Linked DNA regions of Homo sapiens: region 2 is linked to region 1. Evidence: chromatin loops called from intact Hi-C (ENCODE). Cell type or tissue: GM12878. All regions are shown on one strand. Each heading gives the region's core, and the rest is flanking DNA. Links, peaks and the distances in the headings are about the cores only. Region 1 overlaps LINC02641 (long intergenic non-protein coding RNA 2641). Region 2 overlaps LINC02641 (long intergenic non-protein coding RNA 2641).

Region 1 (8,336 bases), core at 92-8,091:
GCATATCAAAAAGTTAAATCAAGTGGGCTTTATTCCTGTGATGCAAAACTGGTTCAACATATGCAAATCAATAAATGTGATTCACCACATAAACAGAATAAAAAGCAAAAACCATATGATCATCTCAAAAGATGAAGAAAAGGCTTTTGATAAAATCCAACATCGCTTTGTGATAAAAACCCTCAATAGACTAGGCATTGAAGGAACATGCCTCAAAATAATAAGAACCACCTATAACAAACCCACAGCCGACATCATACTGAACAGGCCAGAAGTGGAACCATTCCCTTGAGAACTGGAACAAGACAAGAATGCCCACTCTCACCACTCCTATTCAGCATAATAGTGAAAATTTTAACCAGAACAATCAGGCAAGAAAAAGAAAGGGCATCCAAATAGTAAAAGAAGAAATCAAACTATCTTTTTTTTGCTGACAACATGATTCTATACCTAGAAAATCCTAAAAACTCTGCTGAAAGGCTCCTAGAACTGATAAATGACTTCAATAAAGTTTTTAGATACAAAATCAATGTACAAAAATCAGTAACATTTCTATACATCAATAACATTCAAGTTGAGAATCAAATCAAAATTTGTTTGATTTTTTTGTGGTTATTTGCAACAACCACAAAACATTGAAATACCTAGGAATACAGCCAACCAAGGAGGTGAACTATCTCTGCAAGGAGAACTACAAAACACTGCTGAAAGAAATCAGAGATGACACATATAAATGGAAAAAAATTCCATGCTCATGGATTGGAAGAATAAATATTGTTAAAATGGCCATACTGCCCAAAACAATTTACAGATACAATGCTATTCCTATCAAACTATGAATGTCATTTTTCACAGAATTAGAACAAAAAAAATTCTAAAATTTATATGGAACCAAAAAAAGAGCCCAAATAGCCAAAATAATTCTAAGTAAAAAGACAAAAGCCATAGGCATCCCAGTACCCAACTTCAAACTATAAGGCTACAGTAACCAAAACAGCATGGTACTGGTATAAAAATAGACCTGTAGACCAACAGAACAGAATAGACAATCCAAAACTAAAGCTGTATACTTACAACCATTTGATCTTTGACAAAGCTGACAAAAACAAACAATGGGGAAAGGACTTCCTGTTTCGTAAATGGTGCTGGGATAACGGCTAGCAATAAGCAGAAAATGAAACTGGACCCCTACCTCTCACCAAATATAAAAATTAACTCAAGATGGATTAAAGATTTAAATGTAAGCCCTCAAACTATAAAAATCCTGGAAGAAAACCTAGGAAGTACCCTTCTTGACATTGACCTTGGCAAATAATTTTTGGCTAAGTCCCTAAAAGCAATTGCAACTAAAACAACAATTGACAAGTGAGACCTAATTAAACTAAAGGGCTTCTGCATGGCAAAAGAAATTTAGAGTAAACAGAAAACTACTGAATGGGAGAAAATATTTGCAAACTATGCATCTGATGAAGGTCTAATATCCAGGATCTGTAAGGAACTTAAATCAACAAGTTGGATACCAGTTTTAATGGCTTACAGCTGTAAGTTCCTATATTCAGTCACCAAGTTTTCAACACCAGGTTCTGGCCAAAGTGCCGAAAATATGAAGATGAACAAGTCTGACAAAGAAAATCTGGCTAGGGTGGTAAAATTTTCTAGGGAAGTCACAAGGGGGAGGGGGCGTGTAAAACAGGTGGAAGATAAGGGTTATGTCATGAAGTAGGTTTATTCAGGTCCAGTGTAGCCTCTAATTCCAAGTTTCTCGTGATAAGGGCTATTTTCTAACTGTTGTATAGAGACGATGTCCCTTCAGAAGCAACTTTATTATTGCCGCATGCAGGAAGAAATAGATCAGCTAGCCCTTTCTGAAACTACAAGAATCTTGGTTTACTAGCAAAATTATATCCAAGTAAAACACTATGCCACTTACCAGTACTTACAAATCTATGTGTCTCAATTTTATTCATTTATTTTTTCAATGAGTGTTTATTGAGCATCTGCTTCTTGCTGTACACTGTGCTGGCAGCTAGGGATACAGATGTAAGCAAAAACCAAACAGCATCACACCCATCCTTATGGGACTTAGAGTGGGGAGACACATCAAATAAACACACAAGTCAGCGTATTAATTATAACAGAGAAACCAGAAATTCGATCTAAACAGGGGGAAGGAGTCTTCCTTGCAGAGCAAACATGGAGCCGAAGTCTGGAGGCTGAGTAGGATGTAACTGGGCAAAGAGGGGAGGGCAGAGCATTCCAGGTAGGAGGTGGGCTGTGGAAAGGTCATGGGGCAGAGAGAGTGCATGTTAGGACCTGTGAGAAGGCCAGGAGAGAGAAGTAGAGAGGAGGGGGCAGTGCAAGAAGAAGCAGGACAACCCAGCAGGGAGTTTTGTTTTTATCCTTAGAAAAATGAGAAGCGGCTGGGAGCCATGGCTCACGCTTGTAATCCCAGCACTTTGGGAGGCTGAGGCAGGCAGATCATGAGGTCAGGAGTTCGAGACCAGCCTGGCCAACACAGTGTGAAACCCAATCTCTACTAAAAATACAAAAATTAGCTGGGCGTGGTGGCGGATGCTTGTAATCCCAAATATTCAGGAGGCTAGGGCAGGAGAATTCCTTGAACCTGGGAGGTGGAGGTTGAAGTGAGCTGAGATTGCGCCACTGCACTCCAGCCTGGGCAACAGTGCAAGACTCCGTCTCAATAAAAAAAGAAAAAAAATGAGAAGCCATTTCAGGATTTTAAGCCAGATAATGATATATTAGATTTCAATTTCCAAAAAATTACCCTGATTATAGTGGACTCCAGACTAGAGGGAGGCTGGAGGGGGCAGGCCACGTGGAGACTCTAGCAGTGTCCTGATGAACAGAGATGGCAGCCTGGAGTCAGGTGAGGGTGGGCCAGGTCGAGTGAAAATGACATGCTGGGGAGAGATTTAGGAGGAGGGGTAGACAAGGCTTGATGAGGGATCAGTGGAGGGGTCAAAGGACAGAGGCCTATCGAGGATAATTCAGACCTTTCTTATCTTGGGGCTCAATGAGTGGTTGTCCAGTCAGTGAGACATGGAAGATGACCAGGTCAGAAGGGGAGACCTTGGGTCCTGCTTTGGAGATGTTGAATGTGAGGCTGGCTTTGAGAGATCCAGGGAATTGTGGATATGTGGCCTGCAACATGGAGCCTGGAGAAGTGTGCTTGAGAATCCCCCTCTTAAGAGGTGCTCCTTGGGCCCTCAGTGCTCCTTAAGCCCTCAGATGCATGAGGTTGCCTAGAAGTATATGACACAGAAAGAGGTAAGGATGGAGGAGAGGAAGGCCTGAAGGACCCTGACACTTAGGAGAGGACAGGCTTGCAAAGGAATAGAGCAGGAGAGACCAGAGGTGATACTGAAGGAGTATTGTGCCCTGGAGGGCAGAGCAAGGGTGATTGAAGGAGGATGTGATCGGCCGAGGAAAAATGATGAATGAAGAATGCCCTTTGGATCGAGTGACTGGAAGGCCAATGGAGACTCAGCGAGAATTGTTTCAGATGACAAAGCCTGAGGCTCTGAGAAAAAAGACGATTCAAGCCATATGCTAAGAAAGGGCTGACCAAGACTGACACCTGGGTTTCCTTCAATCTTTCTAACAACCTTCAGGCAAGAATTTTGGTAGGAATCATGGTCTATGGAGCTGCAGGGTTGGTTTTATCTCTTCCGCAAAAATGCAGTCAGTCGTTTCCCGGTATTGGTTCCAGGATCCCCCAATATCAAAATCCACAGATGCTCAATGTCCTTATAGAAATCAGTGTAGTATTTGCATAGAACCTACACTCTTCCTCCCGTAGACTTTAAATCATCTCTAGATTACTTGTAATACCTAATACACTAAGAATGCTATATAAATAGTTGCTATTCTGTATTGTTTAGGGAATAATGAAAAGAAATGTCTAAAATGTGGGGCAGGAGGTCAGCAAGAAAGCTTCCTTCCTGTGCCAGCTTGAGGAGTCCTTGGGAAGCCACCAGCACTGTTGATAATGAGGACACTTAGATGCCAAGTGGCCTCTCGGGTCTGTCTTCTGCTAATAAGACTAAAGAGGGGAAGTGTAAAGAATTTGCACCCCAATCCTCTGGTGGGCTGGGGCAGGATGCAGCCACACTCTTCTTATTTCTATTTTGTATTTTTGTTTGAAGAAGTCATCTCCCAGATGAAAAGTCAGTTTGAAGGCACACTGGGGGTTTGTGGCATGAGTTTGTCAACTGCTGGAGTAAAGAGCTCTGATAGATGGATAAACAGCCTTCTGGTTTTTTGAAAGCTGTTTTCAGTTCCCTTCCAGGATCTGCGCTTGGGAAGAAATAAGCCACCCCTCAGAACCTCAGAAGATTTACTTCAACATCTGTAGAAGTATTTTAATTTCTTCCTTGAGTAGGTTTGGCTTGGCCAACTGAAACTGTGGTTAAACTATTTTTAATCATGTTAATAAGAAAATTGTCCTGCCCAGAACAGGAAAGCGTTGTCTGTTTTTATTGTGCTGCATAAAAATAACTGTCTCCAGCCTTCTTGTTATGTAGTGGGCGATGACATACATTATTTTACTTAGTCCTCCTCCGAGGAACTCAGTAGGCGGATGATCTTAGTTCATTGGGGCTGCTTTAGCAAAAGACCACAACCTGGCTGGCTTATAAACAGCAGACATTTATTTTTCACAGTTCTGGAGGCTGGAAGGTCCAAGATCAAGGTACCAGCAGATTCAAAGTCTAGTGAGGGCTCTCTTCCTGGTTCATAGATGACCCCTTCTCAAAGCTCTCTGGGGCTTCTTTTATTGTGGCATTAATTCCATTCATGAGGGCCCTGTCCCCAGGATCTAGGCACCTACCACAGGCCCCATCTCCTAACACCATCACACTGGGGATTAGGTGTCAACTTATGATTTTGCAGGGGGCACAAATAATCAGGCCACAGTACAGATAGAATTGTCTATTTTGCCCCTGAAGATACTTTAGCTCTGAGAAATGAATAAGGTGACTGGTTTCACTGGGAGGTGGGAGGAGTGCTGGGAGTGAGGGGAGGAAATACAAACACGATGGAATGTACTACCACCCCTAGGAGAACTCACCGTTGAATGTAGGGATTCTTGACTAGCAAGGCCCTTGGAGATCAGCTGGAGCAATCTGCTCATTTTATAGCTAGGAAAGGAGGCCCAGCAGGAGGGGACGGTGTGCCCAAGGCTGAGAGTGTGGTGAGTGCTGGGTTCCTCCCAATACCCATTTCCACCAGGCAAAATGTCCCAGCATCCCTTGCAGATGTGGCCATGCAACTAATTCTGGCCAGTAAGACATAGATCTCCAGGAATTCTGAAAAAGAGAGGAGTTATGCCCCATTTGCTTTCTAATGACCCCACCACCACCGCCCCATCCTGCTGCCTGAAGTGTGAAGCTTCAGCAACATCTTAGCCCAGAGGGACTGGGCAGCCCCTGGGAATGGAGGAGAGGAGAACTGGAAGGAGCCTGGATCTCTGTCGACTTCACTGAGCTTCCCTGGACAGGGCTCTGGATTTACTTTATGTGAGAGAAATCAGCCTCGATCTTGCTTTTCTGGGGTTTTTTGTTCCATGTGGCTAAACTTGCGTGGAGTTAATAGGAGACTCTGAACTCCTGCAGGGACCTTGATGAGTGTTAATCGCTCCCTAAAAATGGCAGTATCTTCCTCTCTTTTTTCGAAGAGCACCAATGCTTTCTTCTGCAATAGAAGTCAAATGCATAGTCCCAGTAAACATGCCCAGGCAAGTAGCTCCGATATTTAACCCATCCTCCCCACCTCGCACACCTCACTCAGCTTCTGCTCCCAGTGACCTGTTTACTGCCCTTCCTGCTCAGACGAGACCCAGGGTTCCTTTCCTCCCTCAGGAATATGCAGAAATGGTGATTGGGCGAGTGGTTTACTGTAGGAAGGGAAATACCAGTGTGAAACACCTATATTCTCTATGCCCGTGAAAATCCCAGAGGGATTAAAGAGTTCAGTGGTTTGTTGTTGTTGTTGTTGTTGTTTTTAAAAAACACAATATCATAAAAAGGAACTAGAATTACAATAAACATTTAACAAAATTTGTAAATGAGGAGGGATTTCTAAGTTCCGATTTAATGAAGAAAAAGGGGAAAAGAGTGAGATATTTAATTACTAAAAATAAAATTTACATGTGGCAAACAAAACCAAATCAAAACCAAAACTACTTAAGAAGAAGTTTCCCAAAATATGACAAAAGATTGTGAGATTTAATATACTGTGCATTCATTCAAATTGATAAGAAATTATCATGATCTTGTCTTTTGAAAAACAGATAATTACAGCCCTTTAAAATACAAATGACTGGTATGCACTTTGAAAAATGTATTTAAACTTACTTTAAAAATCAAATAGGTAAAAACTAAAACGTCAATGAAACAAATTTTAACATCGAGCTAGCACTTTAAAATGAGAGTTGTGGGGCTGGCAAAGGTGCAGAGAACTGTGAAATCATATATGTACTGATAGAAACTGGCCCGATCTTTTCTTTTGGAAAGCAATTCAGCAGTATCTAAAATATTCATATGCATTCAATCAGTAGTTCCACTTCTGGGAATGTATCCCAAGGAAGTACTAAGGAATGTAAAAGAAAAGCTTTATGATCGGAGATGTGTACTGTAGTATTCTTTATCAGAGAAAACAGAAAAGAAGCTACAAAAATATCCAGTTCCTGGGGAATATCCTAAAATTCCCATGAACCAAGGTGGAATAAAAAATAAAAAAACTTTAAAATAAAAAATTCTAAAGTTTTTAAATAAAAAATTTAAAAACTAAATAATCAGATCAAAAACTACTGTATACTCTTTGTTATAAATCTTTTGAGAGTTTTCCTTAAAAAGCTTTTTGAGGTATAATTGACATACAATAAACCACACTTCTAAAATGTACAATTTGATGAAGTGTGGATTTATGTATACATTTATGAAACTCTCACCACAATCAAGATATTGAACACATTAATCATCCCTCAAAACTCTCCTCTTCCTTTTCCAATCTGTCCCTCCTTCCTTCCCAACTCTGTTCATCCCCACGCAACCACTGATCTGCTTTCTGTCACTATGCTTTCCAATTTCTAGAATTTTATTTGCAATTATGCCGCATGGACTCTTACTTGTCTGGCTTCTAGCTTATTTATCTAGCATTTAATGATTCTGAGAACCATCCACACAATTGTATCTCTCAATCGTTCAAGTCTTTTAATCGCTGAGTAGTATTTAATTACACAGGTATACCACAATTTGTTTATCCTTTCAGATGTTGATGGACAATTTGAGTTGCTTCCAGTTTTGAACTATTACAAATAAAACCACTACTAATATTCAGGTGCAAGCCTTCGTAAGGACATATGCTTACATTTCTCTTGGGTAAATAACTACTTAGTGGTGGAATGCGTGAGTCGTGTGGTAGACATATGTTTAACCTTTAAAGCAAGCTGGTTGTCCAACCCAGGACGGCTTTGAATGCAGCCCAACACAAATTCGTAAACTTTCTTAAAACATCATGAGTTCTTTTGTGATTTTTTTTTAACTCATCAGCTATCGTTAGTGTTCGTGTATTTTATGTGTGGCCCAAGACAATTCTTCTTCCAATGGGGTCCAGGGAAGACAAAAGATTGAACACCCCTGCTTTAAAGAAACTGCCAAACACTTTCCCAAAGTGGGTGTACCATTCTACATTCCCACCAGCTGTGCATGTCTGCTCCACATCCTTGCTAATAATTGGGAGGGTTGGTCATTTTTAAATTCAGACATTCTAATAGGTGAGTAGTGATATCTCATTGCATTTTAAATTTGTATTTCCCTAATGACTAATGATGTGCCTTTTTATGTGCTTATTTGCCATCTGTATATCTTCTTTGATGAATTGTTTTTGAAAACCTGTTGCACATCTTTTAAATTGGGTTGTCTTCTTATTATTGAATTTTTGAGTTTTTTTTTTAAACTATATATTGTGGATACAACTCCTTTATCAGATATGTGATTTGCAAATACGTTCTCCAAGACAGTGGCTTGTTATTTTGGTGTCTTTCAAAGAGCAGATGTTCTTAATTTCAGCGTAGTCCACTGTATCAGTTTTTGATTTTATAGATTGTGCATTTTGTGTTGTCTCTAAGAAATATTTGCTTAACTCAAGGTCACAAAGATTCTCTCCTATATTTTATTCTAGATGTTCTATAATTTCAGGTTTTACATTTATCTCTATGATATCTTTTGAGTTAATTTTATAGAGTAAAAGGTATGAATCAGTTTATTTTTGCATATGGATATCCAATTGTTCTAGTATCTTTTGTTCAAAAGACT
Region 2 (8,336 bases), core at 96-8,095, 150 kb before region 1:
TGCCCTGTATCCCAGCCACTCCAGCCATGACTAAAAGGGGCCAAGGTATAGCTTAGGCTGTTGGTTCAGAGGGTGAAAGCACCAAGCCTTGGCAGCTTCCACATGATGTTGAGCCTGTGGGTTCACAGGAGTCAAGAACTGAAGTTTGGGAACCTTCGCCTAGATTTCAGAGGAAGTATGGAAATGCATGGATGCCCAGGCAAAAGTTTGCTGCAGGGGCAGGGCCCTCATGGAGAACCTCGGCTAGGGCAATGTGGAAGGGAAATGTGGGGTTGGAGGCCCCACACAGAGTCCCCACTGGGGCACCACCTAGTGGAGCTATGAGAAGAGGGTCATCGCCATCCTCCAGACCTCAGAATGGTAGATCCACTGACAGTTTGCACCATGTGCCTGGAAAAGCCACAGACACTCAATGCCATAAAAGCAGTGAGGAGGGTCCTATACCCTGCAAAGCCACAGGGGTGGAGCTGCCCAAGACCATGGGAACTCACCTCTTGCATCAGTGTGACCTGTATGTGAGACATGTTGTCAAAGGAGATCATTATGGAGCTTTAAGATTTGACTGCCCCACTGGATTTTGGACTTGCTTGGGGCCTGTAACTCCTTTGTTTTGGCCAATTTCTCCCATTTGGAACAGCTGTATTTACCCATGACTGTACTCCCATTGTATCTAGGAAGTAACTAACTTGCTTTTGATTTTACAGGCTGATAGGCAGAAGAGACTTGCCTTGTCTCAGATGAGACTTTGGATTGTGGACTTTTGAGTTAATGCTGAGATGAATTAAAACTTTAGGAGACTACTGGGAAGGCATAATTGGTTTTGAAATGTGAAGACATGAGATTAGGGGGTGGGCAGGGGCGGAAAGATTTGGTTTGGCTCTGTGTCCCCTCCTACATCTCATCCTGTAGCTCCCATAATTCCCACATGTTGTGGAAGGGACTCGGTAGGAGATGGTTGAATCATGGGGGCAGGTCGTTCCCCTGCTGTTCTCATGATAGTGAGTGAGTCTGATGAGATCTCATGGTTTTTAAAACAGGGGTCTCCTCTCTGCACAAGCTCTCTTTGCCTGCTGCCATCCATGTAAGATGTGACTTGCTCCTTCTTGCCTTGCGCCATGATTGTGAGGCCTCCCCAGCCAAGTGTAACTGTAAGTCCACTAAACCTCTTTCCTGAATAAATTACCCAGTCTCAGGTATGCCTTTATTAGCAGTGCGAAAATGGACTAATACATATATCACTGGGCTGGAATCAAGGTACCTGCAGAGCTGTGCTTTCTCTGGAGGTTCCAAGCAAGAAGTCATTCCTTACCTCCTCCAGCTGGGGTGGCTGCTGGTAGTCCTTGGCTTGTGGCCATGTCACCCCAGGCTCTGCCTCTGTGGTCACACCTCCTTCTCCTCTGTGTCTGTGTATAAAATCTTCCTCTGACCCCTCAGATGAGGATGCATGTGCTTGAGTTTAAGGACCATCCAAATAATCCAAGATAATGTCTGTCTCAAGATCCTTAATTTAGTCACATCATATCTGTAAGGGTTCATCCTTTTTAATGCCATATAAGGTAACAGTCTCAAGTTTCAAGAATGAGGATGTAGATATATTTCGGTGGGGGCATTATTAGCCTAACACAATCACTTTTAATTTCTAAAGTGCTTCTGTGCACATTTTCTCATGTCATTCTCAACATTTTCATGAGAAGGATAAATCCTGTCTCACTGTACCGACTCCACAGGTGGGGGACAGTGACTTAGAGAGCTGAGGGCATCCAGTTGCAGGTCTAGAAGAACTTCTGGGGCCAGTCTGTTCCCAAGAGGATGACTCCAGAGAGAATCGCCCCATTTCTGAAACCAGCATGGTCCCAGATGTTGGCCTGGACCCTGCCACTAAATAGCTTTGTGCTAACTGATATCTGCTAACTATGTGGGGAGGCTGAAAAAGCATGTTCTTTGTAGTCAGACAAAGCTGCGTTTGACTGTACTCAGTGAACTTGGGGGTTACTCACTTTCCTTGAGCCTTAATTTCCTCATCTGTAAAATGGGAATCATAGGAGAGGTGGGATAACATTTGCCAAACATGAATCCACCCTTAGACTTGAGATGCAAAGAAACGTTTTCTTTCTTTATGTTTCCACATGAAATCCCACCTGGTTTCAACTTGACCACTTGGCAAGAATCCCCCAGCGGTCACCCAGGGCCACTCTTCTCTTCCCGGGGACTTTGTTGAGATTCAGGGGGTAAGCAACTCAAGAATGGGCAGGTGAGGCCTTGGGAGGTGAGGCCTCAGGCAGATCAGGCCAGGGCCATTCACTCACCACCGGTAACTCCTGGCCCAGGTTCTCCCAGCCCACTGGAAGGTTTCTCAGAGGTTGTGATCCCGAGCAAGGCCACAAGGGGCTCCTGGCACTGTCTCCACAGGGGTCCTCCCAGGTAGGTGAGGTCCCAGTGCCCACCACTCACAGGACCCTCAAAAGTGCATCCTGTTCCAGTCCAGGTAGGCCCCCCATCCCCAGCCTATCTTTGAAACCGAGAGCCTGACCCTCCCCTGCCCTCAGGGATGACCTAGAGAAATACCCTCAGGTTATTCAAAAACAGGTTCTGTTTAGGGAGGTCTCTTGGAGGTCCTGACAAGTTCTCTTCTTTCCAGAGATTAAAACCCCCAAAACCTGTGTCTGTACCCCCTGAACCCCACAGGGAGTGAGGAAATCTCAGACAGGAAGAGTCTGGTCCCGCTGGGGGTGAGGTGGGTGTAAGGAAGAAAATTCCTTTTATTCCCTAGAGCATATAACAAAGAAAAAAAAGAACAAGAAACAATTCACTTTCTAGTGCACACCCTGGGACGCAGCAGATCTGGGCTGCAGGTGACTTCCCTGTCACGGCACCCCACCCCCTGCATTTTCCCTGGCTACCGTCCAACCAGAACCCGGAAGAGCATGAAGGCCCACAGCCAGTCAGTGACAGTAATGGTGATGGGGAAGGGGCTGCCTCTGTAGTTCATCCCCTGGCTGGGACTTCGTAGAAGGGAAGGTGGTGGCATTGGAAGGCGGATCCACTAGGGAACAGTGGGCTCAGCTGTGGAAGACAAAATGGAAGGACTGAGCGGCCCGGGACCCAGGCCTTTGGGCCAGCGGGTCAGGGAGCCCTCTCTTAGGCTTTGTTGGGAGGAGACAACGGTTAAGTGCTGACCCCTGGAAAGGGAGGCCCCTGGGAGAATGGGAGCTCTCTGGGAAGGGGGTGTCAGAAAGTAAACCTGAGAACAGCTAGGGCTGGAGGGTATGTTTTCATCTTCTAGGAAGTTGCAGAGAACGTTGGTCAAGCTGCGAGGGTGGGTGAGTTCTTAGAGGAGTGTTTGCAGCTGTGGGAAGAGTCTGCCTTTGGGAAGCTGGCGGCGCCTGCACAATCTCTTTAGTGCAACTCAGCCTCACTCACAGGCTGGCTGAGAGGAGTGTGTGGCTCTACGCCTCTGGTTGTTCTGGAACAGTCTGAGTTGGGGGAAGAGGGTGAGAGTTACTTTTTCAGCGGAGGCAAGTGCTGTCCACACTCTCTCTAGTTTTCTATCCAGACCACGTGGAAGAGAATAAATGTGGGACCATTGGGGAGTCTCCGTGGTTCTTTTTGGGTCCCAAGCCCTGATTGCTTCTCATGCTATCGCTGTGGCCCCAGCAGTCCTCGTAAGGAGCCAAGGTTCGGGGGGAGGTGCTTGATCTGTCACGCAGGGAGGAAGGAACAGCTGAGATGCAAGCCAGGTATGAGTGCTCCCCAGGGGTCCCCCCATATCTTAGCCAGCACGTGGTGGCCAGATGTACCCAAGACAGTTGTCTGGCAGCACCACGGGACTGGATATCCACTTAAACCTGAGGAGCCTGGACTTGTCTTCCCACCTGGGTAGGGTGTGGTATTCTGCGATGTTATCCATGCTTCTTTCTCTGGCATTTCCTCCTCTCCTTCTTCCATCTTCTAGTATAGGCAGCAGAAGAGCAAAAATACAAATAATCTGCTTTTGACTTCCAGCAGCTTAGGTCTTAGCACAGGAAAATATTTGAAAGAATGCAAATCAGTCAAAGCCAGTTCTTATTGCCCTGTGGCTAGATAACTTTTGGAGGGGATTGAAAGAAGAAGTGAGAGAAGAAGAGAGAGCCTTGGTGCTTGTGGGAAGGGAAGGAGAAGCAGACCCCTCTCTGGATCTGGGGACTGAGAGCAGAGGAGACACGCACCTCCAATTCCCCTGGGGAAGGCCTGGGAACTTGTGAAATCTCAGTACTGCCCTTGACTCATTACGGTGCAAGAGCTATAGGGCAGAAAGAGCCAGGTGTGGGTGTCTCAGTGCAGGGAAGTTGAGAGTCCCCAGAGAGGTACAGAAGCAGCCAGATGGCTCCTGGGTGTCGAAGAGGGGTTGGAGACAGTAGGAGTGGTGGTGGGGTGGAGAGGGAGAGAGACCATTTGGTTAAGCTGGGAGGCAGGAGCGAGGTAGGAGTCTCCATGGATCATCAGGACTGGCTCAGGAACTGAGACCAGCAGGGAATGAGAACATGTTTGTGGCCATGCAGTGAGATGACAACAAGGACCAGACCCCGCTGCCTGACATCTTAGCCACACGTAAGCCCCAAGTACAGCCCCAGGGCTGGCTGACAGCACTGAGTTAGTTGAAAATGAGTTTTAGAGAAAGGGGGCCTCAATAGAAATTCAGTTCACTTTCATTGAGCAGAAGTTACATTTCTTGCTTTTCTGGTTTCCTAATGACTAGATTTTTCTAGCCCAATTTTTCCAGCAGAGAATTAATTCACCTTTGAAGCCACCTGCTTCTGGTCACTTAATTGTAGAGGAACAGACAGAGATCACACACACTCATACACACTGACACACACCCATTACTGTAGAGGAACAGAGTCACACACACTCATACACACTCACACACACCCCAGTTATTGTAGAGGAACAGCGATCACACACACTCATACACACTCACATACACACCCCCATTATTGTAGAGGAACAGAGATCTCTCTCTCTCACACACACGTTATTGTAGAAGAGCAGAGATCACACACACTCATATACACTCACACACACCCCCATTATTATAGAGGAACAGAGATCACACACCCTCACACACACACCCCCATTATTGCAGAGGAACAGAAATCACACACATACACTCACACATACACCGCCATTATTGCAGAGGAACAGAGATCACACACACTCAGACACACTTACATACACACCCCCATTATTGTAGAGGAACAGACAGAGATCACACTCACACACACACACCCATTATTGTAGAGGAAAAGCGATCACACACACTCATACATACAAACCCTCATTATTGCGAGGAACAGAGATCACACACACTCATACACACTCACACATACAGACACCCATTATTGTAGAGGAACAAAAATCACACACACTCATACACACACACACACATTATGGCAGAGGAACAGAGATCACACACGCTTATACACACTCACACACACGCTCCCATTGTTTCTGCAGAAAGAGTTGTGCAGACTTGCTTTCAGTATTTCAAAAACTGTGAACAATGCTATCATTTGACAATAAAAGCACAAAAAGAGAGACATTTAAAAATTATTTCCCCCTCTGCAATTACTACCCCAGGCCTTTCCATGGGTTTAGAGATGAGGGGAGCAGAGAATGATGCCCACCTCCACCCCCTCTTCTCATCCAGTGTGGCTCTGAAATATCTCTTAATAAGAAGAAAGGTAAAATATTACATAATGTATTTGTTTATTTGACAAATATTTGGTAAGAACATAGCAGACATTTACTGTGCATTTACTGTGGCCGTGCAACCCTTTACAAAAAGTTGGCTTCCTGTAATCCTCCTGACAAGCCCTCAGGGTCTGTGATGGCTTTGTTTGGCCTGTTTCAGTCCTGTGCCAAGGGCTAAGGATTCTAGAAAGAACACCACCCAACCTGCACCCTGTGGAAGCTCATAGTTCAAGCAGCAGAGGTCAGTTCATCTCCCCACCCGTGCCAGAACGTGTGGGCTATGCAGACAGAGAAAGGAGCATCCAACTCTGACAGGCAGGAAGGCTTCCTGGAAAAGGTGATGCCTGAATTGGGACTTAAAGGATAAACAAGAGTTTGTTGGGGGAAGGGCAGTTGGCAATATGATCATGTCAATTTTACCAAATGCACCAAGGCCCTCTAGCCATACAAATTCTCCAACATGCCATAGATTGGCTACCCGCAGTCTCTGTTCCCTTGTCCCTGTGTGGGGTGCTCTCTGCCATCACCTGATTAATGAGCTCCCCCTCATCCTTCAAGTCTCAGCTGAGTGGCTGCTTGGCTGTGCTGTTTCCTGGACAGAATGAATCACATCCTCTCATACTTTCCCTGCCTCATCTGGGGAACGAGGTTGGATGAATGAATGATTGAATGAATGAATGCACAATTATCTAACCTCCCCACCCCCAAAAAATGAGGAGGAATTGGAATGATGTTGTTCTGCAGGGTCCCCTTAGATCATTATATTAATCCAAGTGTTTTTTAATTACTTGAGGAAAAGAGTACTTTGTGTTGCAAGTAATGCAGAAGACCAAATTACACAAAACAAACAAACAAAGCAATGCTGGGGCTCATTGTGAAAAAAAGAAATCACTGGCTGGGAGTGAGGAGATCCACATTCTAGTTCACGTAACTCCCCTCTTCAAACTTGGTGAACCTGTGACACATGCATGACACAGAGAATGAAAGATACAAGACACAGCGTGGTGCTGCAGGCTGGACTGCAGGCTCAGGTGTGAGCGCCAGGACAGCTCCCCACGTGGAGAGGGCTGAGTCCTAGTGAGGCCCAGCTGCTGCACCCATCCGTGCCAATGGCAACTTCCACTTGTGTGCCATGCTGGAGACTCAGGTTGGCATCCCCAGCCCCCAAAGATGCTACTGTCTCCACCTGGATGTCTCCCAGGCTCTTCAGAGTCACATTGTCCCAAACACCCATGGCTGCTTTCTCCAGCCCCCTTCAAGCCTATGCCTCCTCCCTGTCTCTGTTACTCCCACAGTCATGCACTCAGGTGTGCCGCCTGACATCTGGTCTTCATAGTCTCCTCCCCCTCCTCTGGGCACTGAGGAGGTTCTTGGAGGTGGGGGATGCCCCATGATATGGTTTGGCTGTGTCCCCACCCAAATCTCATCTTGAATTCCCACATGTTGCGGGAGGGACCCAGTGGGAGTTGGTTGAATCATGGGGGCAGGTCTTTCCCGTGCTATTCTCTTGATAGGGAATAAGTCTCAGGAGATCTGATGGTTTTATAGCGGGGAGTTTCCCTGCACAAGCTCTCTCTCTGCCTGCTGCCATCCATGTAAGATGTGACTTGCTCCTCCTTGCCTTCCACCATGATTGTGAGGCCTCCTCAGCCACATGGAACTGTGAGTCCAGTAAACCGCTTTTTCTTCCCAGTCTTGGGTATGTCTTTATCAGCAGAATGAAGATGAACTAATATACCCCACTCCAAGGGAAGAAGGAACCCCCTTCTCCCTGCAGTCCCTGGAGCCTCAGCCTGGCCAGAGAAGGGTGAGGAGAAAGCTTTGAGTTGGGCATGAGATTGGAATTTTAAACTAGACACAATTTTAATAATGAAAATAACCTAAAAGTTTTAGAATCTGCCCAAGAGACCCTTCCAGGATATGCTGAGCCCCCAGGAAGGGACAGCTGGTGCTGCACCATTAGAGTGGCATTCAGGGAAGTAAAATGACTTGATATGCTCAGGCCACTCAGTGGAGGCTGGGTGTCCCGCTATTGCTGGTGGCTGAGAACTGCTGTCCTGCCTGGGTTGGCCTGGATGTTCTGGCTCCTGTCCACCTCTGGGACCACACAGACCTCCTACTGGGCATCCTGATGGGGAAAACCAGGGCCATGGCTGAGACAATCAGGCTCTGATGGTCAAACTGAATGGCTGTGGACAGTCCACAGTGAGATGGCAGGTGTCTGCCTGGCAGGCGTCCAGGTGAAGGAGCAGTGACCAGGTCCGCCTGCGTTTGGGTTGGGCTTCTGGATGTGTTGTCCACATATGCAGGTGGAACACGGGACTGTTATGTGGCTTCCCTGTCAGACACCTGAGCTGGCTGCCTGCATTTATCTGGTTCGACACCAGGTACTTTTCGACACCAGGTACTTCCCCCAAACACAAAGCTAGGCTGTTAATGACAGCATAAAGATGGCACAGGATGTGCATAATCCAACTGAGGCTATTACAAGAAAGAAAATTTGGTGAAAGATGCCCAATGCATTGGGAAAGATGAAATGCCTCTTTCCATACATATGAGTTTTATCCAGCTAGAAATAGACTGTTTAAATAACTTTCTTAATTAAA

Evidence for each region. Peaks named below come from ENCODE experiments on the same cell type or tissue, not always from the same donor. Only the 100,000 strongest peaks of a DNase experiment are listed, where the experiment ranks them.
Region 2: it touches region 1 in a loop (2.6-fold over the local background); 4 of 110 quality-filtered maps call a loop at or near these places.

The regions. Positions count from the first base shown.
Region 1 is chr10:123,533,302-123,541,637 of GRCh38, forward strand. The region is part of intron 9 of LINC02641 (long intergenic non-protein coding RNA 2641); the gene reads left to right. Among named protein-coding and RNA genes, the nearest start is that of GPR26, 130 kb to the right of the region's middle. RefSeq lists enhancers at 5,446-6,011, 5,485-6,684. In GM12878, for the core only: no CTCF peak of the experiment used is centred there; a DNase peak (open chromatin) is centred at 4,346; H3K27ac peaks cover 1,107 bases.
Region 2 is chr10:123,388,145-123,396,480 of GRCh38, forward strand. The region is part of intron 6 of LINC02641 (long intergenic non-protein coding RNA 2641); the gene reads left to right. Among named protein-coding and RNA genes, the nearest start is that of LINC02641, 44 kb to the left of the region's middle. RefSeq lists enhancers at 3,821-4,200, 4,351-4,610, 4,711-4,820. In GM12878, for the core only: no CTCF peak of the experiment used is centred there; DNase peaks (open chromatin) are centred at 3,657 and 4,207; H3K4me3 peaks cover 2,398 bases; H3K27ac peaks cover 6,983 bases.